Regions from separate parts of the Homo sapiens genome. Here region 1 is linked to region 2. A link is a loop called in an ENCODE intact Hi-C map of the cell type or tissue named here. Cell type or tissue: PC-3. All regions are shown on one strand. Links, peaks and the distances in the headings refer to the core of each region. The heading gives the core; the rest is flanking DNA.

Region 1 (16,085 bases), core at 5,113-13,112, 210 kb before region 2:
GGAGGGGTTCCTGGTTTCTCAGTGCAGGAGTGGAAATTAAGGCTATCCATTAGGGCTCCTAGTGATACCAACCTGGCTGAAAGGTGGGGGAGCAACTCTTATTTGTCCTCTCTGGTGGTTAGCCTCCTTATATTTGAGTGGTGAGATTACTGATTTTCCACTATGTCTCTTTTGACATTATCTCAGCCTGGAAGGGAAGGGTGACTCTTTAGCTTCCAAAGCTGGTGGAAGTCCAGCCACTCTGTGTGATAACTGACAGGGGTAGCTGGGTTCTGCTACCTTACTGATGAGTACTCATGAAAGTCCCTGTTCCACACTCTTCCTTGTTTGACACCATATCAGTAGGGGGTCTGTGGAGGAACCTGGACTCCTCATTGCAGCATAGTATAATTTGGTGTCTAGAGAGATGTCAGGTGCGTAGGTTGAACAGTAATTTTTTCTGGTATTTCTTTTTTACAGAGCAGCAATTGTCTAAAAGTCTCTGTCTCGCCAGCTTTACTATTTCCTGTTGGTTGTTTTGAGAGAGCAGACTTGAAGGGTAACTTTTTTTTTTGTCCACATGTGTTGGCATTCCTAGGTTGCCAGCTTCTCTACCACCCAGTGTAGGATGAGCATAGTTAACAATATTATATTGTATAGTTTTAAATGGGAAGGAGGAGGATATGGAATTATTCCAACACAAAGAAATGCCAAATGTTTGAGATAATGGCTATGTGTATTACCCTGATCTGATCACTATACATGTATCAAAACAGATATGTACAATTATTATCTCAACTTAAAAAAGAAACATTGGCAATTTCATAGCTCTATGTTTGAACACTAGAAAGATAGCAGACAAAAAATAATCAGATTCTAATGATAATGATTTTTCAAGTAAATGTTTTACATGATAAAAATGTTACCTTTCTCCTCTTGTTAAAAATAAAACACAGTAGAAGAAAGGATCAGATAAAAAAGAAAGTAAATTACTAAATGATAAGTAATAATATGAATTATACATATATATACATATGAGACATAAATATGTATGCATAAGTATATGCACACACATAAGTACATATATGATTTGATGACATTGAGTTTATTACCAAAAATCCAATCCTTTCACTCATATACAAACACATGTACACACACATACACAAACGGAAAGTGAGCTTCAAAATGCATTTTGCTTATTAACAACGAAAAGGTCTTTTATTTATTAATAGAAATATTTGTTTTTTTTTTAATTCAGTAAATACATATTGGGTGTCCACTATGTTCTTCTTAAGTTAAATTTAAAGGGAAACCTCTGAGTTCCAAGGGCAAGATATTTAGTTGCTTTATTTAATATTACTTATCATCTACGTATTTTGGATTTTAGAATATCAGAATGTTGCCTCTTTTTAAGAATTTGTTTATAATATAGCTTTTGATAGAAAAAATAGCAATGGTTTCAACTGTGAAAAAAATTAAATTCTTTAGCAAAGTTGAACTCAAAGCAATTTCAATGAATATGAAATCTCAAACCTATGTGTTCACTATTGCTGATGAATATTTACAACTGAACTTTAATCATTTATTCTTCAACACAACTTTTGACAAGTTTGTCCGGGTTCAAGTTGTCTTTGTAAAATTTTATGATGAAAATTTTAATTATAAAAGTATAAGCTCAAGTCATTGCTGATAGATGCTTTCTTCTCATAAATATTATAATTTTGTCTTGATAAGAAATATGACGATGATGATGATAAAATATTAATAGTTAATATTTACTGATAAAATTTTAAAATAGACACTGTACTAAATGCTTTATGTGTACAAGCTCAGTGACAATGTACAGATTATGTGTGAGTAGTTGCTCAAAATCACAGCTAGTAAAGGGTGAGAGCAATATTCAAAACCTATACTATCTCTAAAGTGCATACTTAATCCGTATTACATTATCTTAAACTTAGATTTGATCAAGTTTTTAAATCTTTGTGGTTATATAATACAGCAAACAAAATATGTTATCCAAATTTCAGTATAATTTTATCAATGTGATGTTTGACATCTAAAAAAAGATAAAATTTCTATAACATAAAATAATCCTTTTGTTTACTATTGAAACAAATAATACTTTAGCTTACAGTTTAACAAAATAGAATCTGTTATTCCAAGTATGGGTTAAATAACATGCAGTTTTGGTTTAGAAAAAAATTACAAATACTTGATCCATAGTTATGTACTAGGATAGATTAGGATCTTTATAGATTTTGCTGAACCTGTGGAGGATAACAATTACCATGCTATACCACCCATTTTTGCCCCTCATGAAAATTACATCCTAAAAATATTCAAAAGATGTTTTTAAGAAAACATAATAATTCTCATTTTAAAAACTAGTATTTAGCACATAATATGTTGCCAATACTAAATGTTTACTAAAATTTGAATAGTAAATATAGGAAAATATTCATGCATTACAAAGTGAACATGCTGTAGACAGTAATACGATGGGGATCAGCTTCATCTTTACAGCAGATTTGTAGCACTTGCAGCTTCTCTCAGTCGACTTTCAACTGTGGATTCAGAAACACATGCATAAGACTTATCTTAGAGGATATATTCTAATGTGGAGTGAAAAGTTCAAAATATTTTTCACAAGGGAAGATAAAATAAGTTGTATTTTTAAATAGTCCTCAGATATAATCTTGAATACTGATTATTCCGTTACCTGTAGCTGATTTCAAAAGCAATAGTGATTATTGCGTTATATGACAAGAGGAGTTTTACAGATGTAAATTAAGGCTCTAATCAATTGTCTTTCATTTAATTTATTTTTTTAAAAAAAGGTTTTCCTGGGAGGGCTTGACTTAATCAGGTGAGCCCTTTAAATGGATTGGGACCCTCATGGAGGTCAGATGTGTTCTCCTGCTGACCTTGAAAATGTAATCTGCAATGTGAACGTGTTGATGGAGGGGGCCAAATGCCAAGGACCTGAGGGGGCACCGTGGGATCTGAGAGTAGTCCGCAGCTAATAACTAGCAAGAAAATGAAACCCAACACTTAGCCACAAGAAACTGAATTATGCTAACAACTATTTGAGCTTTGAAGAGGATCCTGAGCACCAGAAAGTAATGTCGCATAGCAACCACGTTGATTGCATCCTTGCAAGACCTCGTGATGACCACTCAATTAATTCATGCCCAGATTCATGCCCATTGAAACTGTGATAATACATGTATGTTGTTTTACATTATTTAGGTTTTGGTGATTGTTATGTGGCCATATGCAACTAATACAGACTGTAACACTCGGTATAATCCACATCCCCTACCTATAGAACAACCCTGGCTTTATTCATTGTTCTTATCATAGTAACCTTCCCATTATATCCTTGATTTAAGTAAAAAAAAAAAATCATTCTTCAAAAAAATTCCAATTATGTTGTGAAGAATATGTCATATACAAATGTCTTGTAAATTACCATCTGAGGGGGAAATATTCTCTTCATTTAGACATAGACATAATTTTAATAAATCAATTATACTTTTTAGCTCTCAAACAGGCCCAATCTATTGATATTTTGCTCACAGGTAAAAGCATGTTTAACTATGGCACCTTAACTTGAAACCCAGAGTTGAAAAGGAAATGTTTCATAACTCATATGGCAATAGGATTTACAGAGTACATTGATGTGATACCTAAAATGTTGGAGAAAAACATGTAACCCTGTATTAGCATAACTACGTGAGGAAAAAAAAATTTCTGAGATAAATTTTAAGTTGTTGTGTTTTGTAAAATATTATCTCTAATATCATCTCTGTTGTTCACCACATTTGCTTGTGAAGGTTATTTGGCCAGCATTTTATATTAAGCAGTTAGTTATTGATAGTATTTGCAATGTGCATTTCAAGTGCTTCTAGGGATACCTACACTGTTATGAGCTCACAGAGTGCTTACAAGCTCTTAGTTCAACTGGAGTTAATGTTTTCTTATCTCAGAAATAACTCCTGATTTAACAGGATAGATAATTACTGATATATATATATATATATATGGATAGATAATTACTGAGAATAAGTCTATAAAATGGATTTTTATCTCTTTTTAATATATTTTTGTATTTTTCACATCATGGGGGATTATAACACTTCAAATGAACTATTGTTTATGTTTTTACTCTGCTTTTACTCTAGAAAGGGGTATGATTTTCCTCTCCTAACATCCTATTGATAAGTCTTCTCAAATAACTGAAACATTTTACTCAGTTCATAAAGTGTGGTAAGCATGTAGTACACATTGGTTTTGTATTTCTTACAGTAATCTTAAAAGGTAAGCTTTAATCTTAACTGCAAAGACAAAAGTTGAGCTACTTAGCCTAATGTCCTAGCTAATGACAAGTAGAGATGCTAATAATCAATCTGATTCTGGAGCCACTGTCTCCATGCAAATGCCTCTCCATCATATCTATGTCTCTCTTATCAGTAGCAATGAAATATATTAGTTTTTTTCTCCTTGACTTCCTCAAAGAACATCTTACATTTCATTGCCTCTAAGCACTCAATTCTGAAGCTACACTTACAGATGGAAATACACAAAAAGCGAGATGGAGAAAAATTTATAAATAATTATATTTTTGCTTTTGCAGCCTTCCATTCTAAAACCATTAAAAAGACCAAATACAAAGGCCAACTTAGAGTTTTTATTTTTCTGGGGGACTAGACAATCTTTTTTGTTGTTGTTTTATTTTATTTTTAATTGCCACGTAACAATTGTACATATTTATGGGTTAGAGTGTGATGTTTTCATACACGTATAACAGTCAAATCAGGGTAATTAGCATATCAATCATCTTAAACATTTATCATTTCTTTGTAATGAGAACTTTTTTAAAATTCAAGACTGTGTTTGGAACTAAAAGTGATTTGGGAACTCTTTATGTTACATAATGCAAAGAAAAACCAAGAGCTTGTTAGAATTTTCATCTGGGTTAGAGAACTTCATACTCAATGATTAAAGTTTGAAGGGGCAGTAGAATATGATAAGTTGTGTTTTCTCTAAACTGAAGTTCAAACATTTTCTTTCCTATGTATTTTTGCTTTTCATTCTGCTCTATAATCTTGTTCAAATAGTTTTAGCTTCTATATTTAAGTATTTTTTGACAGAAAAATCAATGGCAACTGGCTTAAGCAACAAGGGTATATATTGACCTTGTTGCCCAAATGATGGCACTGACTCCTGGTTTCTTTCTACTTCTTTCAATGTGTTGACTTCATTCTGCAGCTGGGCATAATAGCAAGATGTGTGGATACCTAGATAATCCATTGTTAAAGTCCAGTGGAGTGGAAGTTTTTACTCGAGGCAGTTTGAAAAAGCCTTGAAAGTTACTTTGATCAGATTGCTTTAGATTTTGTTCACATCTGAATGACTCAGGTGGCCAGGAAATGTTATTCCAGAATGGGTTTAGCCTGATCTACAGTGTACCTACCACACTGTATGAACTGAATAGATGCTGCATATTTTTTGCTGGGGTGGAGACTCAGTTTCAAGCCACATAGACTGAGAATGGGAGAAGAATGGAACTTCCAGTGAAAATCAGGGCCCCTCCCAGGAAGAAAGAGAAATGGGTGCTGGGGAAGCAAATAATAACTGTCCACTAATGCTTTCTGTGAGGATTCTATTACAACAGAATCTATTTATTTCTGAACGTTCCAAGCATTATATCACACGTTAAGAACCAAATTCATTTAACTTAAGCCTTTTTTGCTATATAACTGCAGTCTTCATACCTTCTCTTTCTGTGCTAGCCTTTTACCTCTTTTACTATTATCCACCATCTGCAGGTGTTTTGCCTTGGGTTATAATATGCATTGTTCAGAGACTGACTGTGTTCAGAAGCTTGATGACAGCCTTTCTCCCTTGCCCCATTGTCAAAGGTGGATTCAAGTATTGCTCATAAATGTTTCAAGAACTTAGATGAAATGTCTAAATCATCCAAATGAATAGTTAAGTGTGATTATTTAGTCTGTGCAGATTTTATCTGATGCTACATTACAAAGATTTTTTCAGAAAAATTCCAGAACTACAATTTTTCTAGAATTTCTTTGTCAGAACATTCACTGAGTCTGAAAAGCTGAACTGCAATGATGAAGCAATATAATGCCCTTCAATTCCATAGCCATTTGCTTCCACTTGCACATTTAAATTTGTAGCACAAATCTAAATGTTTAGTTTAATTGCCCCACTGTGAAATACAGAGATTTATGAAAAGACGCTAACAGCCTGTCCCCGTGCCATCATTGAAAAGGCTCACTGGGTATTCAATAATAAGAAGGGAAAAAAGCATAAAGAGGCAAAAATTACATTTAAATCAACATGGCAAAAGGTTTCCATGGTACAAAGAAAAATTAAATCAAACAGTGGGATTCTTTTCAATACAGGCCTTTAAGAAAATGGGCAAGATGTAATGTGCTCTGTTTGTCAGACAAGCGACACAGTTAATCAGTGCTAATTGCCCAGGATTGGCCTCTCAGTTATGTCAGTCAATTAAAGCACATTCTAATATCTACTGACCAAACCCCCCTATGTGGTAGGTAGGCAGAAAAACAAAAGGCATATACAGTGGGTCCTTCTCTTAGTTGGGAAAAGAAATCAATACTGATTTAGTTGTAGCAGAATTGAGCTATTTTGTCTGCAGTCTTTTTATCTACAAGGCCCCCTGGCCATCAGTGTGGGAAAACATTCATGGAACGAATGCATTTAGCAAGAGTAATCATCATCATCGTGAAGTGCTTGTCAGAAATGAAGACAAAATGCAATTAGGCTAGATTTACAGTTGGACCAATAATTACCACTCAGATGTTTCAGCTGAATGGAAAATACATGATTCCAAACCATGACATTTGTGTTCGATTGCCTTCTCCTCCTTTCTCTTGTGATCTCTAACCCTCCTCCATTTTCTTTTCTTTCTTTCTTTTTTCATTTATAAAATATGTCAGTCATGATGTACCACAGCTGAATAATTGTCATAGAGTCAAATGCTTGCAGATGGTTAATGGAAACAGAAAATTAAATGAACAGCAGTAAAGAAACTCATACAAAATTAAAGAACTCTATTGCAAATTTAAAGGGTCATTTGGTTTCATCAAAAATCAAATAATATGAATATGTTATCCTCTGCATGAAAGAGACTATGTTAAATTATTTTGAGAGCTGAAAAATGAGCAATCAATGGTGTGCTAATGAAATTTGTGAAAAAATCATTTTTTTCACATATTGAAATATGCCATAAATTGTCATTTACTTCCTGCAGAAGAAGGCCTACTTTGGGAGATCACTTTTTTTGTTTTGTTATGTTTTATTTTATTTTACCTCAGCTTATTGTTTATTTAAATGGTCACACTGATGATAGGACTTGAATCAAGTTAGTGGGATTAAAGTAAGCAGACTTCTCTCTGAGTTGCAAATAATAATAATAATAATATGCTACTCTATCATAAAAGTATCTTGTCTGAAATATTTTCCTCGTATGACAGAAAACGAACAATTCATATTATATTCATTAAATGTCCAAAGAACCAAATCAATGACCTAATAGACCTGCAAAGATTTAAGATGGTTTAGGCCAACTAAGCTCTCACCCACCTGGCATTTTTCAAACATGTAATTGATAAAACTTTTGTGAAAGTAAAAACTGTCTTTCTGGTGAAGCATTAGATATGATGTTGCATGGTGTCATTCAGAAGTGAATTTCAGTTACAGATTCTTTAAAAATAGATCAATATTACAAAGCATTACATTCTTTATTCACTCCTTTTTATTTTTCATTATCCTCTTTATTCTCTGGGAAACCCAAAGTCAATATGAAATGTCTTTGTCCATCATAGAAATGATTTTCATCTTTGATGGTTGTTCATGTCAAAGAGAAAGAAAAATAAAGACATATAATGAGTCTTCAATGAAAATAACTCAAACATTTGTGACATTGTCATGAATGACTATATAATAGCTGAATATTTTTAATGACTAACAAATCTTAGTGGGTATTTGAAAGTGAGTCAATTTTTCACAAAAAAAAAAACAAGGCTGTAAAATATTCCAAAAAGAACAGCTTTCAAAAGGTTAAAATATTTTTTTTTACAAATCCCTTAAGATAAATCATGGTCTTTTCAAATGCAAAACAAAAATGTATTTTATCTTGCATTAATGAGTAGGAAAAAATATTATAAACACACTTTTTTCAATGATCCTTGATTGATTATTTAAATCAATAAAAGCATTTCATTTTTTCCCCTCTCAAACTCTGAGTTTATATGTAAAATTGGACTTCACATAAAATTGATGCACAGGTGAAATATTTTCCCAACTTTTCATTTGACAAAGTACAAAATTCTTTATTTTAAATGATATCTAGCAAAGGTAAAGTTTAGTTGTTAGTTATTCTGGGTTAAAATAAGATAGGAACAAATATAGCTCAACAATTTTGAACTCTTTGTATAAATAAGTTATAATTAAATATTCAATTTTATTGAGTTAAAGCAGTTTTTTCTATATTTTTCAAATAGAACCCCACTTTTTAAGATTTGTCTGCCCTTTTTCTAACTACACCTCTTTAATACCTTCATTTTTAATGTAACATTGATATAGTTTTCACTTGAAATCCAGCCATCTCAACACTAAACATAGAAGCATTATCTATATAATATCCAACAATAGTGCTCTTTGCAGATTCATCACTATAAAGTCATTTTTTATAGATGAAATTGCAGTAGGAACAATGTCACTAGTCCCAATTGTTAGTATTTTTTTTTTACTTTTCAAATAAAATGCGAGAAATGTTTATGGCAGGAGCAAATGTCTTCATTTTGATGTATTAAACTGCAATTTCTACAAATACCTCAGCCCTACTGATTTCCTATACTTAAGAGCTCAGAGTGCAGTGCATGGGTATGCCTGATACATTGTATATTTTCATAAATACATTCCCTTTTTGATAAGTATATTCCCTTAAATTAATAACATACCCCTGCTTCATGGGTTTTTTGGTTTGTTTGTTTGTTTCTTTGTTTGTTTGTTTTGAGACGGAGTCTCGCTCTGTCTCCCAGGCTGGGATGCAGTGGCACCATCTCGGATCACTGCAAGCTCCGCCTCCCGGGTTCACGCCATTCTCCTGCCTCAGCCTCCTGAGTAGCTGGGACTACAGGCACCTGCCACCACGCCCGGCTAATTTTTTGTATTTTTAGTAGAGACGGGGTTTCACTGTGTTAGCCAGGATGGTCTCAATCTCTTGACCTCGTGATCCGCCCCTCTCGGCCTTCCAAAGTGCTGGGATTACAGGCGTGAACCACCGCGCCCGGCCCCCTGCTTCATGTTTGAGAGGAAAATCTAATTTGTTTATACTAATATTTAGAGCACGCTTCCGGATTCAGTATGGCTACTGGATGCTAAGGAAATGTTTCTTTAGCAGTTTGAGATTCTGTGGTTGAGACACATACAAGAAATAAATTAAGTACAAAAACATCCGTTGAATTTTTAGGAACTCTCAAGGTTTTAAAGAGATGCAAGCAGATGACAGTGAATGCTGTGTTACTCTGCCTGGGTCTACCCTCAGGGCAAGGGCGTGCGTTTCCCCAGCTGCCAGGAATGTTTGCCACTAACAGCTCACAGCTGAGTTCATCTCCTGTTATTACCCTTTACCTAAGGGAGCGGCCTCCAAGAGAAACTTGTTTGCCCTCAACTCAGTCTGCATCTGGTGAGTAATGTGGGTGTAAGGAATCGACACCCTTGCGTCTAATCCAGACATCTCTAAAAGACCACCCCGGTTTCAATGCTCCTCATGAGACCAGATGAAGCCATCATTATTAACTCCTTAATTTGTCCAATACTGCTTCACTTATTTCCTCATGGGGTTGCCTCTGAGAGCAAGCCCCGGTAAACTTCTTCCTTATACATCTTAATCTCAAAGTCTGATTCCTAGAAACCCAAGAGATTTTGATTTGAATTTAAATAACAGGCGGAGTTTGAAAGAATAAAGAGATGGAGGGAACGCATCATAACCTGGTATGACCTGGATCAACATAAACAAAGGTGAGAAAGTGGATGTTTATCATATTGTAAAGTGACTCTGGTCTGATAATCTGTGGGATTTTCAGGGAATTATTTCAAATGAGAATGGAGAAGATGGGTGCCCATGAAATATGAAAGGCATTAAAATCCATGTAAAGGATTCTGATTTTATTGAGTAGATGTTTGTGAGTCACTCTAAGACTTGAATAAAAATGCAGTTTGTAAGGAAGCTTAGCAGGGCAAGAACATTCAGTAAGAAATAGTAAGGAATGAAGCCACAAATCCACATCTTAGAGATGAAAGTCTGTATAGGTAGTAATAGAAAGGGTGAAATTTCTTTCTTTCTTTTTCTTTCCATTTTCTATGCCTTCCACCACCCCCGTGTGTGGGTGTCTGTGTGTGTGTGTTTGTGTGTGTCTGTGTGTGCATGTGCATGTGTTACGGAAAAAGAGAAAAAAAGTCTTGTGGATACTTTCTGAAGTATAAATAAGTCTTTTGATGACTCCTCTGTTTTGAGTTGTTTTGCCATATCTGACATCAAAGAGGTAAATTGCCTGATATATTTTTCTTTTCATTACATAGTTCACATTTCTATCTTGTGACGATAGTAATGAAAAAATTAAACAAACATGAAAGAAAGCCAGAGGAAGAAGGAGGCTAATGAAAGGGCCTGGATAATGGTACATAAATGGAATGATCGACTCTGGCATAACTGAGAGTTAATTGTTTTACTTTAACTCAACTTGCACTCTGTGTCCAAATCATCTCCCCAGGATACAAGTTGAATGACAAAACACCCAATGGAAATAGTGAATTTTCTATAATTGAATTTCCTCTTCACCATACCTCAAATAAGACACTAGGTGCTCACCACATACCTTGTTCTCCAGGAGCTATTTCAATATTGTTCTTTCTCACTAGAAGCAGTTTGAAGTTGCCATTGATATAATAAAATCCGACATCTTTCAATGAATCAGCATAAATAGGTCTTTATTAATAGCCAAATAAAAACCCTAGAAACATATTTCTTTCAGTCTCATCGTTGCTCTCATATACAACAGGTATTTCTATTTATTTATAATTTCTTCAAAATTAAGATGCACAACTCAGATTACAAGAGTTTAAATTTCCACCTACTTAGTTACTCTAAATGTAATCCCAAGTCTCCTATTTTCCAGAAATTCTGCTTTGCATGATTATAAAAAGTTTGAGTCCTGACAAAACCCCTTATTTAAAAAAAAATAAGCAAACACTTATTCAAAAAGTTTAAAAAGAACACAATTCTTTGTTTCACAAGACATTGACTTGTATAAACATTATCAAATAGCAGTCAGTGTTGTTTCTCCTTGCCTGACATATGTAGGCATTTAATACTGAACACTCATGTGCTCTGTTGCTCTTTTCCTTGGTTGTCTTTGTGTGGGTTGGGGAGGGGGTGTGGGGGGGGACACAGAGTTTCGCTCTGTCACCCAGGCTGGAGTGCAGTGGCACAATCTCGGCTCATTGCAACCTCTGCCTCCCTAGTAGATGGGATTACGGGCATCTGCTACCACACCTTGCTAATTTCTGTATTTTTAGTAGAGATGAGGTTTCACCATGTTGGCCAGGCTGGTCTCGTGCTCCTGGCCTCAAGTAATCACTCAGTGCTGGGATTACAGGTGTGAGCCACTGCACCAGGCTCCCCTAGTTTTCCAGGAGTGTTTTCACCTGATTTTGTGATCAAGCATAGGAAATTGTAACTGTTTTTCTCCCCTATGTCTATTTTCTTGTTATAATTGTATAAAACATCTTGTACAAAGTGAATAAGACATTCATATAATATGAAATTCATTCAGAGAATTCCAATATTGCCCTGGGGTATGTTCACCTCACTGCTGCTGTACCTCCCTTCTGGCCACCACATTGTTCTTTGTAGATTCAAGTTTGATTGTTAGAACTCAAGTCAGGCAGTCAGTGTCTGAAAATCCTTAGCATTCTCCAGAACTCTTTTTATACTGATTCCTCCCCTACAAAAGGGCTTTTGCAGGGAGGATGGGGAGAGAAGAAAGAACAGGATTAGAGACCCTTTTAAAGTCACTCACCACCAAGGTGAGGAAAAATGACTCCTAAGTCAGAGGTAAGGTTATCAGCTGAAATAGATGACAGTGATTTTCTTCAATCTAGGTCATTTTTATTATGCTGCTGAAGTTTCTTTTCTCATTACAGAGAGCTTATCAAGAAAATGGTACTAAAATTGCCAGAGTATTTTTGTTTGATATAATTAAGAACTTCAATTCAAAGAGGAATTAAATAATGAAACAAGGTTATATAGAACTGTGGACATTTAATAATATAATGAAGGTTTAGGAACCTAAAGTGTCTGCTTACTTAGATAATTACATCAGATAATTTACTTTGAGAATCAGTCAGTGTTTTTCAGGTGTTTAAAACTCATTCCAATCAGTGTCAATTGATTGATTCTGAAAAGAAAATTTTTATCTTAGCTGTGTTGTGATTGGACTAAAATTTTCAAGGCAACTGGAATTTAAGTGGATAATCTCATGGAGGCTAATTTGTATTTGATAACTTAATATGCACATAAAACATAGTAAGATATGGGTCCAACCATTGCTTGGGGCTATTGCAGGAGTATGACAATTAAATAATAAGTATAAGCAATAATAATAAAAATTTCACAGAGCATATTTTATGTTTAAGGCACTGCGTGAAGCCTGTTTTTATATTACATCTATTCATTCACCTCATTTAATATAATTTCAAATAGCCTTTACTTGGGATTTCTTTTTATCATTGCCTGAAGTTTTCTTCTTAGAGTCATTTATTTGGGTTACACAACATAGATAGGGAAGCATACCACAGCCAATATTAAATTCCCTAATTAATTTGAACTGTGATTCTCTGGAAGAGACTCTGTACTTGACATGTGTAGGAAATAGAAAGTCATGTCTTTGGCAGTTCATGATTCTACTGATAAGTATCTGATGGAGCTACAGAAAATTATAGAACATTTATATACCTTGAATATGAAAATGCATTCAGCACTAGGTAACATGCGGTTTAGAAATTTTTCTGTTGTTTAGATGTTCAAGAGCACAGGTCCTTCAATTATTAGTAATAGCTCTGAAAAGATGTAATACATGATAGGTTAGTTTCCTTGAGCTTTTAGGGATGGAATTCCAGAAGATAGCAGAGATGGTAGGAAGACAAGTGATGCCTGAATGTCACAAGACACAGTATTAGCTTGAGAGAGGAAGCAAAGAACAATTATTAGGAAAGTCACCAGAGAAAAATATCTAATCACTCTGCCAACAGAATGGTAGGCACCTTATACCACACATCTCCTAAGGACTAAGTAACAAGACTAACATTTGAGTTCCCTTTCTCTAAAGAGGCCCTGGTCACTAAGTGCAACCTTTCTACCATCTCAAAACATGTTTCACTCCTCTACCATCTCAATTCCAGCCGAGAGGATGAATGGCTACTAGACACAAAGTGTTTCTAGGGCAGCCTCATCTTAGGGCAGCTGCAATGATTAGATGCCATCAAAATATTAGAGGATTTGTTATTAAAACAAAAACAACAGGGCGCAATTACAAGTCTCAAATGTAATACTTGCTTCATTTCCTAAGTGAGGGAAATGTCTGTAAATACATCCCTTGCATATATTCAATTTGATTTACTCAAAAATTCTTAAAAACTGTCCCTTTATAGCTGATGAAAACTATTGTGAACTATGGAACTTTCTTCACAAAAACACAGCTGCAAAAGTGTCAAGGCTTAAGTTCTTGTGTGGCAGTTTCTCTAATTTAAATTGTGGAGATGTCTTTAGACAGAAGTTGGTTTTGGAAATGACTATTCAGCCCAAAGCAAGCTTCAACGTTAGTTCTTTTCTGAATATTTCTTTGACTAGTCTTATTTGTTTAATCATGCTAACAAGTTATAGGTAGATAGGTGAATTTATTTTTCAATAACATGTTAACTGAAGCTTCAGATTTAGATTTCTTTACACACTGGTGTTTTCATAAGTTTACAAAGTGAGCCTTGAAAATGCCTGAAGGGTACCTAAATATTGCTTACCCAGAATATAGTAGATAATAGAAATAGACTTGCTTAACTTCAGGCTAAATGTCAGGGAATTTTTATATTCACTCTCCATTATTAAGGATTGAACCAGCTGAAGAATAGTCTAATACTTCTTTAGAAGGGCTATTTTCTGAAAATATGCAGCAGAGAATATTAAACACAATATTTATTTGAAAAAATGGACAAAAGTGTATTTCTTTACTTTTGGACTTTTTTATGGTCTTAGAGTCAAGATTTACAAGTCTTTCTTCAATTTATGTTTTTCATAATTTCCCATGAGTAAGAAACTGACCAGCATTCATTTGAAACAGAGGGTAAAATAACTTTTAATGAATTAACTTCTTGAGAAAGTATAATTCAGTACAGTGTATTTGCCACTTAGGATTAAGGGGTGTGAAAATGTTTTGAATTATTTTATTACAAGCAAAGACATATGATCAACAATATGTCCTACATAGTAGAAAAAATGCTGCATTGAAAATATTTATCTTAACACTTTGAATCAATATCTGACTGCCTGAAATTGGTCATATATTTGTCATTTTTAAGGAATAAAAGGAACTTACTTATAAATTATATAGAACTATAAAACTTTAAAAAAATTAACCCACATTGTAACATTAATCTACATCTATGCAACATTCTTTAGACTGGTAGCTTTACACAATTCAATCTAAATGGATAAATATGTTTCTCCAAGGGATGGAAGACATAACAAATAGTAAATAGATAGATCTATAATGAATTACAATGAAGTGATATATGGATAACTATTATTTTTTTACTCTTCAGCAAATTACCTTCTCATACTACCACTATGATTTCCCTGTGAAGAATTACTCCTTTCCTGGCCAGGCACGGTGGCTCATGCCTGTAATCCCAGTACTTTGGGAGGCCGAGGGGGGCGGATCACGAGGTCAGGAGTTCGAGACAAGCCTGACCAACATAGTGAAACCCCGTCTCTAGTAAAAATACAAAAACTATCCAGGTGTGGTGGTGCACTCCTGTAATTCCAGCTACTCAGGAGGCTGAGGCAGGAGAATCACTTGAACCCGGGAGGTGGAGGTTGCAATAAGACGAGATCACACCACTGCACTCCAGCCTGGGCAACAGAGCAAGACTCTGTTAAAAAAAAAAAAAAAAAAAAAAAAAAAAAAAAGAATTACTCCTTTCTCTTGGTCAGCAATTCTTTTCAGGTAGGTGGACCCTACCTAGTCACTCTATGAGTGGACGTGAGAATCACATTCATCTGGCCACAAACATTGTTTCAGTGATGGGCAGGTGACTTAAATTGAGTCCACCAAATGCAAATAGCATTAGTACTAAATATTTTACTATATCTTTCAGAAAGGAAGAATCTCTTTTTGTACTGGTTTAACCAAGCTGGAGCTTCGGGGGACTGTTCATCAAGTATGAAACAACAAGCTGAGAATAGAGCAAAACACAGAAAAGAACTAATAAACAAAGATAAACAGTTTTCCTTTAAACAGAAAACCAATATCTTTTTATGTTTGAAGCTAGATTGAATGCTTAGTATCTTTTTGCTTGAGCCAGTTTTATATTGGGTTCTGCAATGTGACATTTACAGAGTTCTGACCCTCAAAATTATACTGATGATTAGAAAGATAAAAGAATATCATCTTGAAATAATCTTGGAATGTTCAAGGAAAAAAAAGTCAGCAAACTTTTTATGTATGTATTATCCATGGCCTCAAGTCTTTTGTGGTAGATATGGCTGACTAAATCCCTCAGTCTTTTCTGACTCTTCTGTAGCATGGCTTACAGAAGTCCTTCCCCAACTCAATGTGCTTAATAATCTACTGGGAATCTAAAGGTCAGAAGTCCAAAGAATACATTACCTAGAATTCTCTGTAGCTTGAAATTTGGCTTGTGATTCAGCTTTCACTAAGCAAACATACAGCAGGATATTTGGAAGGAATTTATGGGGCAGAAAATATTCCCAATCT
Region 2 (16,085 bases), core at 5,325-13,324:
TTATATTTGTAGAAATAAAGTATTTCTCAGACAAGCAAATGCTGAGGGAATTCATCTCCCCTGGCCTGGTTCTACAAGAAATGCTCAAAGGAGTTCTAAACATGGAAATGAAAGGATGATACTTCCTGTCCTAAACGCACATTAAAAGTATAAAACTCACAGATCGTATAAAGCAATTATACCATTGAGACTAAAAAGCTGTTTATTTGCCACACACGACTACCTATATCACTGACCCAAACTTTGAAGTGCTATCTGCTTCAATTTCCAGGCAAATAGACTGTTTGTACACTCAGTACCTTACCCATTTGGCATTCCCTTCATTTTCTCCATAGATCCAAAATAAGCCTTTTCATTGACTTGCTTTCTGTTGATTTCCAACCCATTTCTTTGATCTGTATCTGTAAGCTTTTCTAAATCTAGGAATTGGCTGAATATAACGCAGGATGGACTGAGTTGTACACCAGAATTCAGGATAAGATGCTCAGATTTACTAAATAAGTTCTGGCCTACTTATGTGGGCTATGATTCCAATAACAGTTTAATTTTCAAAGACTTCATTACATTGTTTTGATTTGCCTGGTTCATGTGGTACTACTGGTGCTCCTCTGGCCCCTGCTGATGCTGTCTACAGAGGCAGAAAGGTGGCCTCTGTGTGGCCACTTACTTGGTGTATTCTGAAGGAGGAAAGGAGTCCCTGGACCGTGGTGTAAAAAAACTTCCCTGTTAGATGCTTGTTGTGACAGCTCAATCTTTGTCTGTTGGGGATGGATAGTGGCTCCCCAACTGCTTGTTGTGATGTGATCTTCTGCTGTGTTTTTTTTTTTTTCTTTTTTTGAGGCAGAATCTCACTCTGTCACTCAGGCTGGAGTGCAGTGGCGCAATCTCGGCTCCCTGCAACCTCCACTTCCCAGGTTCAAGCGATTCTCCTGCCTCAGCCTCCCGAGTAGCTGAGACTACAGGTGTGTGCCACCATGCCTGGCTAATTTTTTGTATTTTTAGTAGAGACGGTTTTTCACCATGTTAGCCAGGATGGTCTCGATCTCTTGGCCTTGAGATCCTCCCGCCTCGGCCTCCCAAAGTGCTGGGATTACAGGCGTGAGCAACTGCGACCGGCCTCTGCTCTATTTTTTATTTCTAATTTGAGTTTGAGGTTTCTCTCCTGAGAGTGGATATAAAGTATAACCTCGACAGGGCTTCAGGGAGATTGTTTTGTATGTTTAGAGTGTGCCCTTCATGGGATACCTCTATCCTGGAGAACAGTCTAATACCTAAGTGTCAACCTTTGACTAGGTGTCCCTCTCAAAGAAAACTTGTTTATTCTGGAAGACCCTTTCGTGGCTTTTGCCTGACCTGTGTCCAGTTTATTTCTACCCATATAGTCACTGTCTAACAGAGCCCTAACTTGGAAAGAAGTTAGGTTCAGGTGTGTTGGTCGGATAAAACACAGAGGAAGCAAGACAACAAAACACATAAAATAACAGAAGCAGTTTTATTACTGACAGTTCCCAGAGAGAAGTTGGGTGGCATACCTTGCAGGTCCAGCAGGAAGGGGGGCTGCTTTCTGGGACATGCACTCTCAACAGGCAGGTGGGGAGAAAGTTAAAGAGAGAGGGGTCTGTTGGATGAAGCCTTTGTTGGGGTTCCAAGCATTACCCAAGCAGGCTTTCCTCAGGGAATTTTAATTGGGTTTTGAACGAGTAGGTATGAGATCCTTGGAGACACACTGTGACTGAGAGGTGATCCCTGAGGCACATCTGCACAGTCCACACAGGATATGGAAGTGAGTGAGACAAATCAAGTAAGTTTGATCTAGCTGTCTCATAGGAAACTGATCACCAGGATGTGGTTGTATAAGGTAGATATCTGGATTGTCAATATTGAGGAACTGGGAGAAGGCAGAGACCTGGAAACTGTCAAGGGTGACTAAGTCCTGCTTTTGGCATGAGAAAATTAAACCTATATTCAAAATGGATCCTGAGGCAACATAAAACTATAATAATTCACTACATCTCCCTGGAGGTTTCTCTCTCCTCCCCGGTGATCCCATCAGCTTCTCCAGCATCTCTAGGTCCAGTAGGGAATTCACAGGACTAGTAAGGAAAGAGAGTATTCACTCTGACTACTTATTGTTAGTGGTGCTCCCAATCAATTTCCCTTGCTAAATATGCCAGGGCTAACATGGTGTTTTATGTACAGTTCCCACTTTGCCTGAGAGAGAGAAATGGGCCTGCCTGGAATGCCTTCTGTTTCTAGTTTGAGTGTTGGAAAATCTCGGACCCAGATGACCATTTTCTGCAGTGCTTGGATCCCAAATCAGTTTGCATTCTGCCTACCACCCTTTTGTTTCCTTCTCCCCTACTTCTGGGGTTTTTAGTTGTACATAGCAGTTACAATTAGGGGAAAATGTGTCTATGCCTTCTTGTTCTGTAACTGAGGTTTCAATAAATGTTAGGCCACACAGTAGCCTATATAGGCCACACAGTTAGCACCTCTATAGATGCTCCTTAGAGTCCTCTCCTGGAATATAAATGCACAGCATGCTAAAAATAAACTTCCAAAGATATTTGATACTATAATGTTATTGACATTCTTTGTTTATAGAGAACCATATTCTAGGAACTTCTAGAAAATTCAAGGGTTTAGCCTTGTAAGGTAAGTACAGGTAAATGTGGAACAGCCTTTCTGGTTACCCTCAAGAGAACAGCTACTGGGTTTCCTAATTCCCGTAAGTTAAGATATACCTATTTGCCTAAACCTGAGATCATTTCCTGATAATAGTATTTGTCTGAATACTTAAATCACTGTAGTCAAGTTGTATATAGACTATTTAGATTGTTGATCATACTTAATCTTTTATCTTTTAATCCTTCAGAATCATAAATTATTTCTTTTTATGTTTTTAGACAGTGTTGCTCTGTTGCCCAGGCTGGAGTGCAATGGCACAATCTCGGCTCACTGCAACCTGGGAGGCTCACTGCCTCCCAGGTTTAAACTATTCTCCTGCCTCAGCCTCCTGAGTAGCTGGGATTACAGGCACCCTCCACCATACCTGGCTAATTTTTGTATTTTTAGGAGAGGTTGGGTTGGCCAGTCTGGTCTTGAGCTCCTGACCTCAAGTGATCCACCCACCTCAGCCTCCAAAAGTGCTGGGATTACAGGCATAAGCCACCGTGACCAGCCAGAATCATAAATTATTTCTTAATATTTAACCCAAGTTCCTAGTCTCTTAATGAAAAGAAAGTCTTCCTGTCTAGACATTCTTTTCCTATCAAGTAGAAGTCAATGAAGTAGGTAGTGAATTAACTACCAAAAATGTCACTTTTATCATGAGTCCTGTTCAGACCTCTAAATACTAAATAAACAAAATTAGTATAAAATGGACCCAAGCTATACTTTGTTTCAAAACGTTTATCTATGAGGCAGCTGAAAGTGTTTTATTATTTTACAAATGAGCCAGGAGTTTGTCTCATAGTCAGCTTTTCATCCTGTCATTTTTATCTACATCAAACAGAAGGTGCTAGTATTGTTTTATATAACATACCGGAAAGCTCAAGATGAATGTGATAGTCAGAGAGATTCAGAGAGGCTGACATAGTTTCCAAAAGAAGAAACTATAAAGAGGCTGGCTTCTACGTGAAGTCACTGCAATAAAGAAGGATACTGGGTATGATAATAAAAGAAACATTGCAAACATGCCAAGAGAATTTTAGTATTCTATTTTGCACCTGAAACTAGAATATTATAAAATTGGATTTAGGAAAAGGCAACATTAGAATACAAAAGTAAGTATTTAAAATGGTTTAAATCTATTTTGGCATATTTTATCTTATTATCCTCATAAATAACTTAATTTCTACATGTTCTGCATTTTCCTTTTACTTCCCTATTTCTAGACAGCTTTAACCTGGTATGTTCCATCATCATGGGTCATTCTGTTTACGCATTTAGCTCAGAAGAACTCAGGAAAGGGAAAGTGAATTCATATTTAATGATCACCTACTATGTACCAGCAACTGGGTTCACCGATATTTCCCCTCCTCCTCCTCCTCCTCCTCTTCCTCCTCCTCCTCCTCATTCTCCTTCCTCCTCCTCCTTCTTCTTCTTCTTCTTCTCCTTAAGACAACAAAAATGAAACTCAGAGATGTCTAATAATTACTCATTGACTTCACAACCAAAAGTGGAGAAATTCAGATGAAAATCTAATTGTCTAGTTCAAAGACCATGCTTTTTTCTTTAAACAGTATACTGTTTCCATATTTCACCCCAGTCACATAATTAACTAATTTATTGATCCTCAAAATTATTTTTAGTCCCTATTAACTGTGAAATAAGTATTGCAGAATTTCCTTGCTTATAAGTGGTATGTATTTGGTGATAGTCTGAGATTAGTACATAATTGTTTGACATTTAGTTACTATTTTAACAAACATTCATTAAACAACTTCTAAATCACATACATCATGTTAGAGATATAATGAGAAATACATTTTAATCCCATCACAAGAGATTTCATTATGTAATATCAAAGAATTTATCAACAAAGAATGCTATTATTCAAGGAGAGCTCTAAGAAATTTTATTTGAGCACTGAGAAAAAATTATTTTGAGGCATGCAAATATCATGAAGAAAGTAACATTCGGGTTAAGTTTTGAAAGATGAGTATGCATAGAATATAGCGAAAGGGTGATTCAAGCAGATAGGAAAATACAAGCAAAGGCCCTAAAAATTAAATTACATGATGTAATTCAGACGTAGCCGGTTTTTTTGTTTGTTTGTTTTTTTTTCTTCTTCTTCTCCTGGGGCCAGGGAATCATAGGAGAAAGTGAAAGAAGAAAGACTGGAGAGATAAGTTGTGGCCACATTATAAAGGGCATTGCGTGTCTAATGAACTGTGATGACTTTAGAGGGAGTCTTTGAAGGATTTTAAGCAGATAACTATCATAATTTTATGGGTAGCTTCCTACTTTTATACATAGTGGCTCTTATTCAAGGTACTATGATGTTTGTGTCATCACATTGCAATGCTTTTATGCTAACAATGAGTTAGCAAATATTTTCCTTTAAAAAATAAATTAGTAATTCTATAAGACTATCACTTTAAGTGTTTCTCACTCAGACACTCAGACATGCTTTCTAATGTAGGAGAAAAAGAGATTATAGTTATCTAGGTGTTGTGCATGACCAGCAGTGTATTTTATCAAAACAACATTTATTATTTGGGATCCTAGACAATGTGTCTCATATGTACATGATTGAAATATTACTGTAGGAAAGAGAAAAATATAAAAACCACTCCAGTAGAATAGTGAAGGTATAAAATAGCAAATCAGATGAGAACAATGATTTTCATTACTAAACATGATTTCTTGTCCTCTAAGCTTAGTTGTACCCTATTGTGAGGTCTTCTTTTTCATCCAAGGCAGCAAGAGTAGCCAGTTTTCCAGGGCAGGGAAGAGAGTTGTCAAGTCCTTGGCTCTTGCCACTGCCCTAGAAAGTATCATCTAACACTAGTATCTCTGAGATGACTGGCAGTCACTCAGACCCACAGACTGTCCAGTCTGCATCTGCTGATTTCTCTTGAACACCTTATATAGCCTGTAACCAGAATATTTATAAATTTTTCTTGTTTTGTCTTTAGCATGGGGACAATTGTCTCTACTATCAGTACGTAATGTTTCTGGACCTCAGACATTGGTCAGTTCCCCAATTGACCGCTCTAGGTGAAGAGTCTGTATCACCCTCTATGCTGCCTCCATTACAGATAAAAAGGGGATCTTGGACCCATAGCAATGAATTAGTGGTGTGAAAGATGTCACTTGGAGCTGCCTAAAGTGATCGTAGACAAGATAAATGAAAATCCTTTACTGCACCCAGATAATGTGGAAAACATTTTGCCACACTTACCCAGCACTCTACTGAATAAAACTACTTTTTACATAACAAGGAGGTCCTTTTTCCTTTTAATTTTCAGTTCCACAGGCTACTCTGTCTGTCATGGACTGCATCCTTTCCACAGTGAAGAGAATGAACCATTGTGGTAATTGAAGAGGAATTTCCCCGTGTTTTTAAATCCACGTATATTCGATTAGCATTTTTACAAGTAAATAGATAGTAATTAGCAGGTAAACTTTGGAGAGAAGCTACAAGGTTCACTGAATACCTTACAAAAATCAGTTCTTCCGATACGGTGATTGGCTAGTTATGCCACATTGATCTCTGGAAAGTTTTTCAAGAGAAATGTAGATCTTATTTATATTAGTGATATTTTACTGATGCTGCCAAAATAATGGCATTCATTTTGGAGCGATGAAGTAGAATAAGCTTTTAAAGGATAAGCCCCTTTTTACCTTGATAAATAGAATTAGGTCATGGAGGGTTGGATTTGAGAGGAACCACAGTGATAATATCAGGCAGTCTTAAAACTCATAGGAGTAGATATTGAGAGAGAAAGTGGTGAAATGGTTGGGAATATGAACCAGGAAACCAGACTATAAAACGAGTTGGATTTTAATCCATACTAAAATCCATGTAACACTGAGCACATGACAATCACTGTGTACCTCAATTTCTTTTATTTAAAATGGGGATGATCAGTAACAGTGGCTGGCCAATGAAGTAGTTTTAGGGTTGCAAAATAAAATATAGGATACCAAGTTACATTTGAATTTCAGAAAAACAAGTAGTATTTATTAGTGTATACACGCCCAAAATAGCATGGGACATACCTGTAATTAAAAAAAAAAGAAAAAGTTGCTGAGCATGGTGGCTCACTCCAGTAATCCCAGAACTTTGGGAGGCGAAGGCAGGTGGATCGCTTGAACCCAGAAGTCCGAGACCAACCTGGGACAACATGGTGAAACCCTGTCTCTATGAAAAATACAAAATTAGCCACCCCTGTAATCCCAGCTACTCATGAGGCTGAGGCTGAGGAATCACTTGAACTTGGGAGGTCGAGGCTGCAGTGAGCCATGATTGTGCCACTGTACTCCAGCCTAGATGAGAGAGTGAGACCCTGTGTCAAAAATTAATTAATTAATAAGCTGTTTATCTGAAAATCAAATGTTACTAGGCATCCACTACTTTTATTTGCTAAATCTGGCAATTTATAAGGATTAAGTGACACAAGGCATAGAAAGTCCTTAAGGAAAATTCCTAGAGATGCAGCAATGGTGAGTTCAGGAAAAGCTATTTATATATCTTTTGAATAATACAAAAAAAATTTATCTACTAAGATCAAAAAATGGTAATAATCTGAATTCATGACTTTCATAAGGCCACATTACTATTTTATTACTTCTCTGATAAATTATATTCAACATTGATTAAAATAGAGAAGAAATATCTATATATCCAGTCAGTACCTTTTCTTAATTAGTAATCTGTATGAACCCAGAAAAGAACAGGTTTTAATGTCAGATAGATTTGTACAGAATATTAGATGAAAGCGAGGTACATTAACATACCAACAAAAATCGAGTGTTTTAAATCCAAAGAATGACTCTTAGTTATTCGCTTTTTGTGGGTTATAGCCTAAGATTATTCATTCTATACTTATTACTTCCTATTTGTTAGCATTGATAAACAAAACTCGATCTCAATTACATGTAATAGCCCCCAGAAACAGTTGCATCCTATTTTCTCATTTTAGAAGATGATACTCAATTCATATGCTTCAGTTCTTCCAGCCTTGTGAAATCTAGTAGATTAATTGTACAGAACTGGCATTGTGGTTAATAATAATATTTTCTTTTCATTCCTAAAAGGGCAATTTAGGAGGCAGTCTGAGGTATCAAAAGTTATTAAAGGTGATAACACACATAAAAATACCTAAGGTTGGGGAGATATATATATATACACATATATGATATATATACACATATATGTAATTATTATATATAGTACATATTATATAATATAAATTATAATATGTAATTTATAATTATAATTATGTAATTATATAAAATATATGTATTAATTTATAATTATAATATACTATATAATATATAATATATAACATGTAATATAATATATACTTTATATACAATAATATATATGTTATACGATAATATGTAATACATATTATACAATATATAATATGTATTATACAATTATATATTATGTATTATACAATAATATATAATATAAAATTGATATGTGTTCTATATAAAATATATAATATATAATTTATATATAATTATATAACATAATCATATAGTAATATCTATAATATATAATTTATAATTCTATGTATTGGGGATACACATATACATATCTAATTATTATATATAGATTATTAAATAATCTGTATTATAGTATATATAGAGAGATTATTATTAAAACGAGAAATATTTGAACACAGAGAATCTTAGAGAAGAAATTTTGTGGGGGCTGGAGAGATAAAGAGAGGTGTGTCTTACCCTCCACTCTCCCCAATCCCCGAACGGCCATGAAATGATAGCCTTGGTCCAGTTAACAGGAAGGGGACTGACACATCCAGAAAAACAGTTTTGTTCATTTTTGTTGTGGTAGCAACTGAAGTTCTGGAAATTTTATGTCTAGAGAAAGACATGGCATATATGGCCTATTTGTTAACACCATGAACTTAGTTATGCTCAGGAGTAGGTTCAGCAGAAACACTGTAGTGTTTTATTTAACCTGAGTGTCCAAATTATCCCAAGTGCCCTGAATTAGAAATCAAAGTTCTAACTTTAGCGCGGTGGCTGGAGTACAGTAAATGGTCAATATATATTAGGTTTCTTTCCTTTCCTCTCCTTTACAACATGGAGAGGAAATTCATGGAAAACTTTATCTAATTAAATTAAAAGTATATGATATTTGGTCTAACAGTTATTGAACATGTAACATACTCTGGATTATTGGTTATATTTTTATAGACGTTGTTTCTCATTACTACAAAATCTTCCTAAATATATGTTGTTTCTTCTAGTTTGATGAGCAAATCAAAAATTGGCAACATAACTAATGAGACCAAAATCTCTCAGTAAGGAATTGGAAAAGCCAGATTCAAACAGCAGGACTACCCCACTCAAGTCCACTTTTTTCCATTTCATCACCCCATGCTATCCTTAGTTTGGCAACGTGTTTTACAATTTTGAAAATTAACAAATGGAAAAGTCGTTTAGAGGAAAGAAAGATTTTTGTAATCTGATGAAGGCTAAAGCCTTTACTTGAACACTGAATTTTTTATTTCATAACACATGAAATTTTTATTGCCTTATAGAAAGCCAACCATAAAGACAAATAATGGGCTAAATTGCCATAGTGATAAGTTATTTGTTGAATAAGCAATGACATGCACACCACAAATGTCATACCCACAGTCATAGTGACTCATGATGAATTTCTAAATAAGATCTAGATAAAAATATTAGAATAGGAAGGCAAAACCAAATGTTTTTATTGGAATACCTATTTGAAGAAGTCCTGGAATTCACCTGTAAAAATTCAGATATCATTCTTCTTGCCCATTTTTCAGATTTTAAGATTATAAATAAATTTGTAATTTTGGTATAATACAAAGCATGTAGATGATTATTTTAGCAAGATTGATCATATGAATTAACCAATTTAAAATTTCTTCATTAATGATATACATACAATGGATGCACAATTTTAATTAAAATTGAAGGGGAACATCACACATCAGGGCCTGTTGTGGAGTAGGGGGAGGGGGGAGGGATAGAATTTGGGGATATACCTAATGTTAAATGACGATACTGGGTGCAGCACACCAACATGACACATGTATACATATGTAAATAACCTGCACATTGTACACATGTACCCTAAAACTTAAAGTATAATAAAAAATAAAATAAAATATCTGAAGGGTTTTAAAGCTATCACAAACATTTAAATGCAGGCATAGACATATATGGAACTATTTCTGGAGAAACTACTAACATAACTTTTTGTCTGAATTGAAGACTTATATCAAATGGCTAGTTTTACTGATTTTTTTTCTGTAAAAATTGACTAGTTTTGTCCTCAAATAATGAAGTAAATATTATGGCATAGGTACAATCTTATCTCACTCAACTCTGAAACTGCACAAAATAAGAATAAAGAATTTGCATTGAGCATGGAGACATTAATGTGATTTGATTAATTTTCTCATGTTAGTGTCTCATATGAGGAAGAAAAAGGCTGGCATATTTTTTCTTGCTTTCTTAACTGTACTTATTTTCAAAATTACGTTTTTCATCAATGACTGATAAAAATGATCACATCCTGACTTAAAATGTTTTATTGAGTGAAACTTTCTGCGGGCACCAATTAGACATTTTCGCATTTCAAGAAGGCTTTGCCATTCCCATCACACCAATTTTAAAAGGCACATTATTTACCTTCTATACCTGGTCCTATTATCATTGCCACAGCTACCTCATTTCCTCAGATCTAAGAGTGTGAAATCTCACTGTCTCCTCCCAGGAAAACTGTTCCACTGAAGTATGCATAAGTGGAAAAGAAAGCAAGATGGCAAATCTTCCACAAGAGTTGTTTTTATTCCTTCAAAACAAGAAGGAGTTAATTCATGGAGAAAATGTTAAGACAAAGGTGTTATAAATATGGTCATAAATCAATAATCCTTCACAAAGAAGGTTCACATGAAAAAATCACACACACACACACACAAACATACACACATACAGAATAAAGCACTTCTGTTTAAAGAAGAATAAACCAATCTTATTATTTTCATGAGATTTCTATTGACTACACAGAATAGAGCACGTAGACCTTAGATGACTGCTCACTTCCAACTGAGCTGGTACTTTCAGTAGCAGAGTACGTCAGTAAGTGTACTCTATACTATTTAATTCGCCATGTGACTTCCTGATTCATTTTCCCCTGCAATGTTAAGTAATTTTAACTTTAAAGGAATTGTAGGAAATAATTCAGGAGATGGCACAAAATGTCTTTGTCCTTCATTTCTTTGTCAGTATTATGTTTGGCATATATCAATGGGGAAGAAAAGCTAAGAACCTATCTGGCTGTGAGTAATTTCATTCTCTCACTACTAAAGTATTGAAATTGTCTGACTCCTTTTCTTCTCTTCTCTTTTTACCATCTAAACTTTTCGTGTTTTGGAGAAAAAAAAATTCAAGAATAAATTTACATGGAGAAGCTAGAAACAAAGAACAACTAAACGTCTAAAGTAGTCTCTATGTATGTATTTCATTCCATCTTATTTCCTCCAAGTACCAAACATTATGTTATTTTCTTCTATGTAGCAATTCAATGAAAAAAATGAGACACCAGTGTATAAATATAAAAAAGAACACATTATTTTTTTTTATTAAACTTTTAAAACTTTTATTCTGCTTCAATTGTGAAAACCTACTAAGGTATGCATGTAAAATAACTCATGTGGGGTCACACTAAATTCATCTTATGAATTCAGTTTAGCTTAATGGTGTTCTCACCTGTGAACAAGACATCTTTGTATTCTGATCTCAAGCCCTGACTTAAACATTTTTCCATAACTCTAAGAAATTGTCAAGAATTTGTGAGCATCCATTCTTATTATCATCAGTCTCCACTCACCACCATGGACACTTAAGAGATGTATCTCTTTATCCTTTTGCTTTTTAAGGGTCTTCTGTGTTCTGTAACCATAGAAATAGAAAAGGGGTGGGTATCAATAATACAGTTTCTATAGAGATAGGAAGCATCAAATAGACTCCCTGGCTTTGTCCTTTGTCTCATGTTTTGAATTTTTAGAGAGCCAAATGCATGTGTCTTCTAGTGAATGTCCTTTTCCACAAAATTTTATAAAATACTTTTGCATTTTATCCTTTATATATTCTAAAAGTGTTTTTTGTTTGTTTGTTTGTTTTTGCTTTTTTTGTTGTTTTTATTAGAGGTTACCTGTCAAACTCAGTGTTCTTCCATGTGTTTTACAGTAACTTCAAAAAGAGATTTTTTTATCTGAAAGTATAAGGAAACTATAAAACATGCTGAACTTATAATAAAATGTGAGTGAATTATAGTAGTTTCCATGTCAATAAATCCTTTTACTCAGGTGGCACTTAGCAACGTACTGCCCTATAACTTGCCCAGATAAGATAATACCTGAGTTTTTATTTATCCTAGCAGTTGTATTTCAACTCAAGCAGCACATTGAAGACCCTGGATGGTGTAATTAGTTTCAGAAACCTCAGGTTTAAAGCACGCATTGGTCTACACTCACAAGTTAAGGCTAAAGACACATTCCTCAACAAGTGGGAAGGAAAGAGAAAGTAACCACATTCATATAAATGCTGTTTATGCTCAAGGTTCTGTAGTATAGTCTCTCTCTCTCTCTCTCTCCCCCCTCTCCATCCTCTCTCTCTCTCTCTCCCCCAACCCTACCTCAAGTTCTCTGCACGGGGGTGGTGAGGGGGAGTGGGTGCAGCCTAAACTCCAAATGTCTGGAGGTCTGCTTGGGCGTGGAGTAGAAAGGGCCCCACTTCACCATGGTCTCTGTAGAGGAAAATCTGGGTTGTTCAGGCTGCTGATCTGAGTGAGTGGGTGCTCTGACTGGCTGGAGATCTGCCTAAGTGTGGAGTGGATAAAGATTCAGTGCACCACAGTGTCCGCATGGCGAGGGTGAGGTGGCTCAGGCTGCAGAGCCAGTTGAGCAGGTGCTCCAAGTGCCTGGAGATTTGTCTGGGCTTGAAGTTGAGAGGGACCCTCTGTAACAGGATCTCTGCACAGGAAGGGTAGGGTGACTCAGACTGCTAGTTCATGTGAGTGAATACTCCAAATGCCTGGAGATGTGCCTGGATGTGGAACAGAGAGGGTCCCTCTGCACCATGATCCATGCACAGAAACGGTGGGTGTCTCAGGCTGCTGATCCAGGCAAGGGAGCACTCCGAATGTCTGGAGTTCTGTGTGGATGTGGAACAGGGAGGGTCCTGCTTCAGCGGGATCTATGCCCAGGAAGGATAGGAGCTCATGCTGCAGGCCCAGGCAGGCAGGTGCTCTGAATGCCTAGAAATCTGCCTGGGTGTGGAGCAGAGAGGGTTGCAATGCACCATAATCTATGCACAGAAAGAGTGGGTATCTCAGGCTGCTGATCTAGGCAAGGTGGCACTCCAAATGCCTGAAATTCTGCATAGGGGAGGAGTGGAGAGGGCTCTGCTGCACCAGGATATCCGGGGAGCAGAATGGAGCACCCAGCAAGGACACACCCAGACCGGTTACTGGTCATCAAGCTGGCCCTGGCTGCATGTCTTATAATCTAGGAGAAACCAGAGCTGTAGCAGCTCTCCTTCCGCTCCAGGCCTGTGATGGGGGACAGCACAGTTCTAGCGCCTAGTCCTCAGGCACTTTCCAGAGCAAGTGCTCCAATCTCTGGCCTGAGATTACAATGCTGGTATGGGCACACTGCCAGGTCACCAAATAATGGCTTTGTGCCTGGCTTTGCGCCTGGCTGCGTATGTGTCTGGATTAAAAATGCCATCCTGCTCTAGGTCCTAGGTTGGGGGAAATGCCTGCAGCTTTTCCTAGAGTCTTTCCTTCTCAGGGTCTCCAAGCCGCCTCCCAAGTTACCTCCGTGGCTTAGGAGAAACGCAGTGTTCTCTTTTGTCCTGGGTTGCTCAGATCCCCAATGGAAAGGTGAATTATGAGGGAGGCTCTCTGACTCTCTCACATAATGACTTCACTCACTTTTATCAGCCAGATGCCTTCGCAGGGGCTGTTTGCCCACATTCTCCTCCCCAGGGTTTGGGATGTCCTTCATGATTCTGGTGGATTCCCATTTCCGTTCTTGAATTAAAGCTCACAGAGTTGATCGTTAGGCACTATCTTGCTATTTTCAAATGGCTTAGGCATCCTAAAAGCTTCTAATCTGCCATCTTTGGGGAAAAAAAACACAAATATTTTTGAACTAGGGAATTTTGAATGTGCAACTGTATAATTTATGACATAAAATGTTTCAATATTAAAACTCTGGTGTTCTGTAGCCAAGAAGTGTGTTTACTGGTTTACTGGTACAACACACTAAGTAACATGACAGCTGTAGTTTTTGCCCAATGGATGATTCATTTTTGGCTCAGACTTCTTTTAAAAGGTGCTTTCCCCATGATTTTCCTCATCATTACAAGGAAAGGAAGGTGAACAGGGGGACAAAATAATAGCTTCCTAGTGCTATAAAACACAGCACAATTCTATAGCAGATATTGTTAACTATATTTGAGACAGAGGATCTGTATAACTGCTGGGAAATTAAAAATAGAAATAGATAATATAAATAATATGTTCTTACTTGAAGCATGAACATTTTTCACATATGAAACTATTCTCCTCAAAACAAAAAGTCAACTCCTGATAAACAAGAGCAAACTCAAACATCATGCTACACAGAAAATGGTAGGCTAAACCTAGACCAGAAGAGAAATTTTGATGGAACAAGAAAAGAAACAATTTTCTTAAAAATAATCAACTAGCTATAATTTTCCCTATTCCTGGGGAATAGAAAGGTTACTAGGGGAACAATGAAAGTTTAAAAGTTGGACCCTATAACACCTTATTTATAGTCCCTAAAATATGTATTTTTGTTTAAACATACTGGCTTATAAATTTCATATAATTATAATTATTTTAAATATACCAGGTTATTTTCAATTAATTCACTTCTAACTTTACAAAGCCCTAAGCAAAGGAAGCTTCTAGTGATGACAAATGAAGTTCCCATCAGGACTGCAACATCCTGTGTGGTCCCCAAATGGACTTGCTAGTGAGAGCAAGAGAAATTGGAAAATTCGCATCCCACAAAGCTTATCAAAATAGAAATCGGAAACACATTTTCTCTAATGATTTTGGCCTATTTATTACCTCATAGTCAGATACTTTATATAGAGTCAAGTCTGACCCCTAAATAAATTTCAGTTTCATCATCTGTAGAATGGGTAGAGTAATAGAAACTTCAACATATGATTGGGATTCCTGTCTAGTTTAATACTTGTCCTGGACAAACGTTTTCTGATATGAACAATAAATGACATGGTAACTCTACAATTATGAGAAAAACAAAACACTTTCAAATAGCCTTAGTTTACAAATTTCCTCTTTTCCTAGGGATTAAACCTCTATTGATTAATTTCCCTTTTCTGAACTGAAACTCTGCCAAGATCCAAATACAAAGAACATTCCCTTATTTATGTGTTCAAGAAGTGTTTAAATGTTTAATGGGAGCTAATATGTGCACAACGTGAAATATGACATCAGCAATTCACAAGAAGCTCACAGACTAGTACATAGTTGGCCATTTGTCACTGTAATTTGGGAAGCAAGGTTTCCACAACTACTAAAAGAAGCAACAATTTTTATACATCTGGAAAGTTTCATTCAAACTGTAGTTTAACACTTTTGACTACACTCACAACAGCAATAATAGATAGAGTTATATAGTACTTGTCTTGAGGACAAATTGCTTCAATTATTTTATTCTGAGAAACAATGAGAACCAGTCTGATATTAGGGCAGTTATGAAAAACAACATCGTTTTCATTCTTCAGACTATTTCACTGATCATAGAGGCCTTCTCACAATGCACTTTTAGTAAGGTCGTCTTAAATACTTATTTTTTTCCTACAATATCTGGTCATTTTTGTACTTTATTTTTGTGATATGTCTTATAATGTGAGATAGTATTTCTTCCTCCAAAAGCTGCATGTGTGTGGAGCAAATTTGTGTTAGTGTTCTCTAAGGTTTTCTATACCTACAAAATATAAGGAAGATTCTTATCTAAAATGTTGTCTACAGTGATGCTAAACATCACTAGGGCCACAACAAATGCATTTCTGTACCTTTCTTTCATCAAAAACCACAAGGGCAGGCTTTAAAAAGCAGAAGATAATGAGAGTTTTCAATGGCTTCTGTAGGCCCAGTCTAGAAGGCTATAGTAAACTGAAGCACTGTACTGTGCCCAAATAAATTTCATGGCACCTTTAAATTTTTAGTGTAATCCATGCAATGTAAAGATTGTTCATTTTGATATCCACTCTTGTGACAAGTGAAATTGCCATTTTTTGATTTCCACTGCTTGCAGACATGAATAGATACTCAAAAGGAA

What was found. A loop is a pair of places that touch in the nucleus more often than their neighbours do. Peaks named below come from ENCODE experiments on the same cell type or tissue, not always from the same donor. Only the 100,000 strongest peaks of a DNase experiment are listed, where the experiment ranks them.
Region 1: a loop joins it to region 2, with 6 times the contacts of the local background. A loop is called at or near these places in 1 of 110 quality-filtered maps.

The regions. Positions count from the first base shown.
Region 1 is chr5:104,904,633-104,920,717 of GRCh38, reverse strand. No RefSeq gene overlaps it. Among named protein-coding and RNA genes, the nearest start is that of NIHCOLE, 830 kb to the right of the region's middle. In PC-3, for the core only: no CTCF peak of the experiment used is centred there; DNase peaks (open chromatin) are centred at 9,637 and 10,677; H3K4me3 peaks cover 2,524 bases; H3K27ac peaks cover 3,159 bases.
Region 2 is chr5:104,695,640-104,711,724 of GRCh38, reverse strand. All of the region lies in intron 2 of LOC105379109 (a long non-coding RNA gene), which reads left to right. Among named protein-coding and RNA genes, the nearest start is that of NIHCOLE, 620 kb to the right of the region's middle. In PC-3, for the core only: no CTCF peak of the experiment used is centred there; a DNase peak (open chromatin) is centred at 9,324; H3K4me3 peaks cover 274 bases; H3K27ac peaks cover 2,004 bases.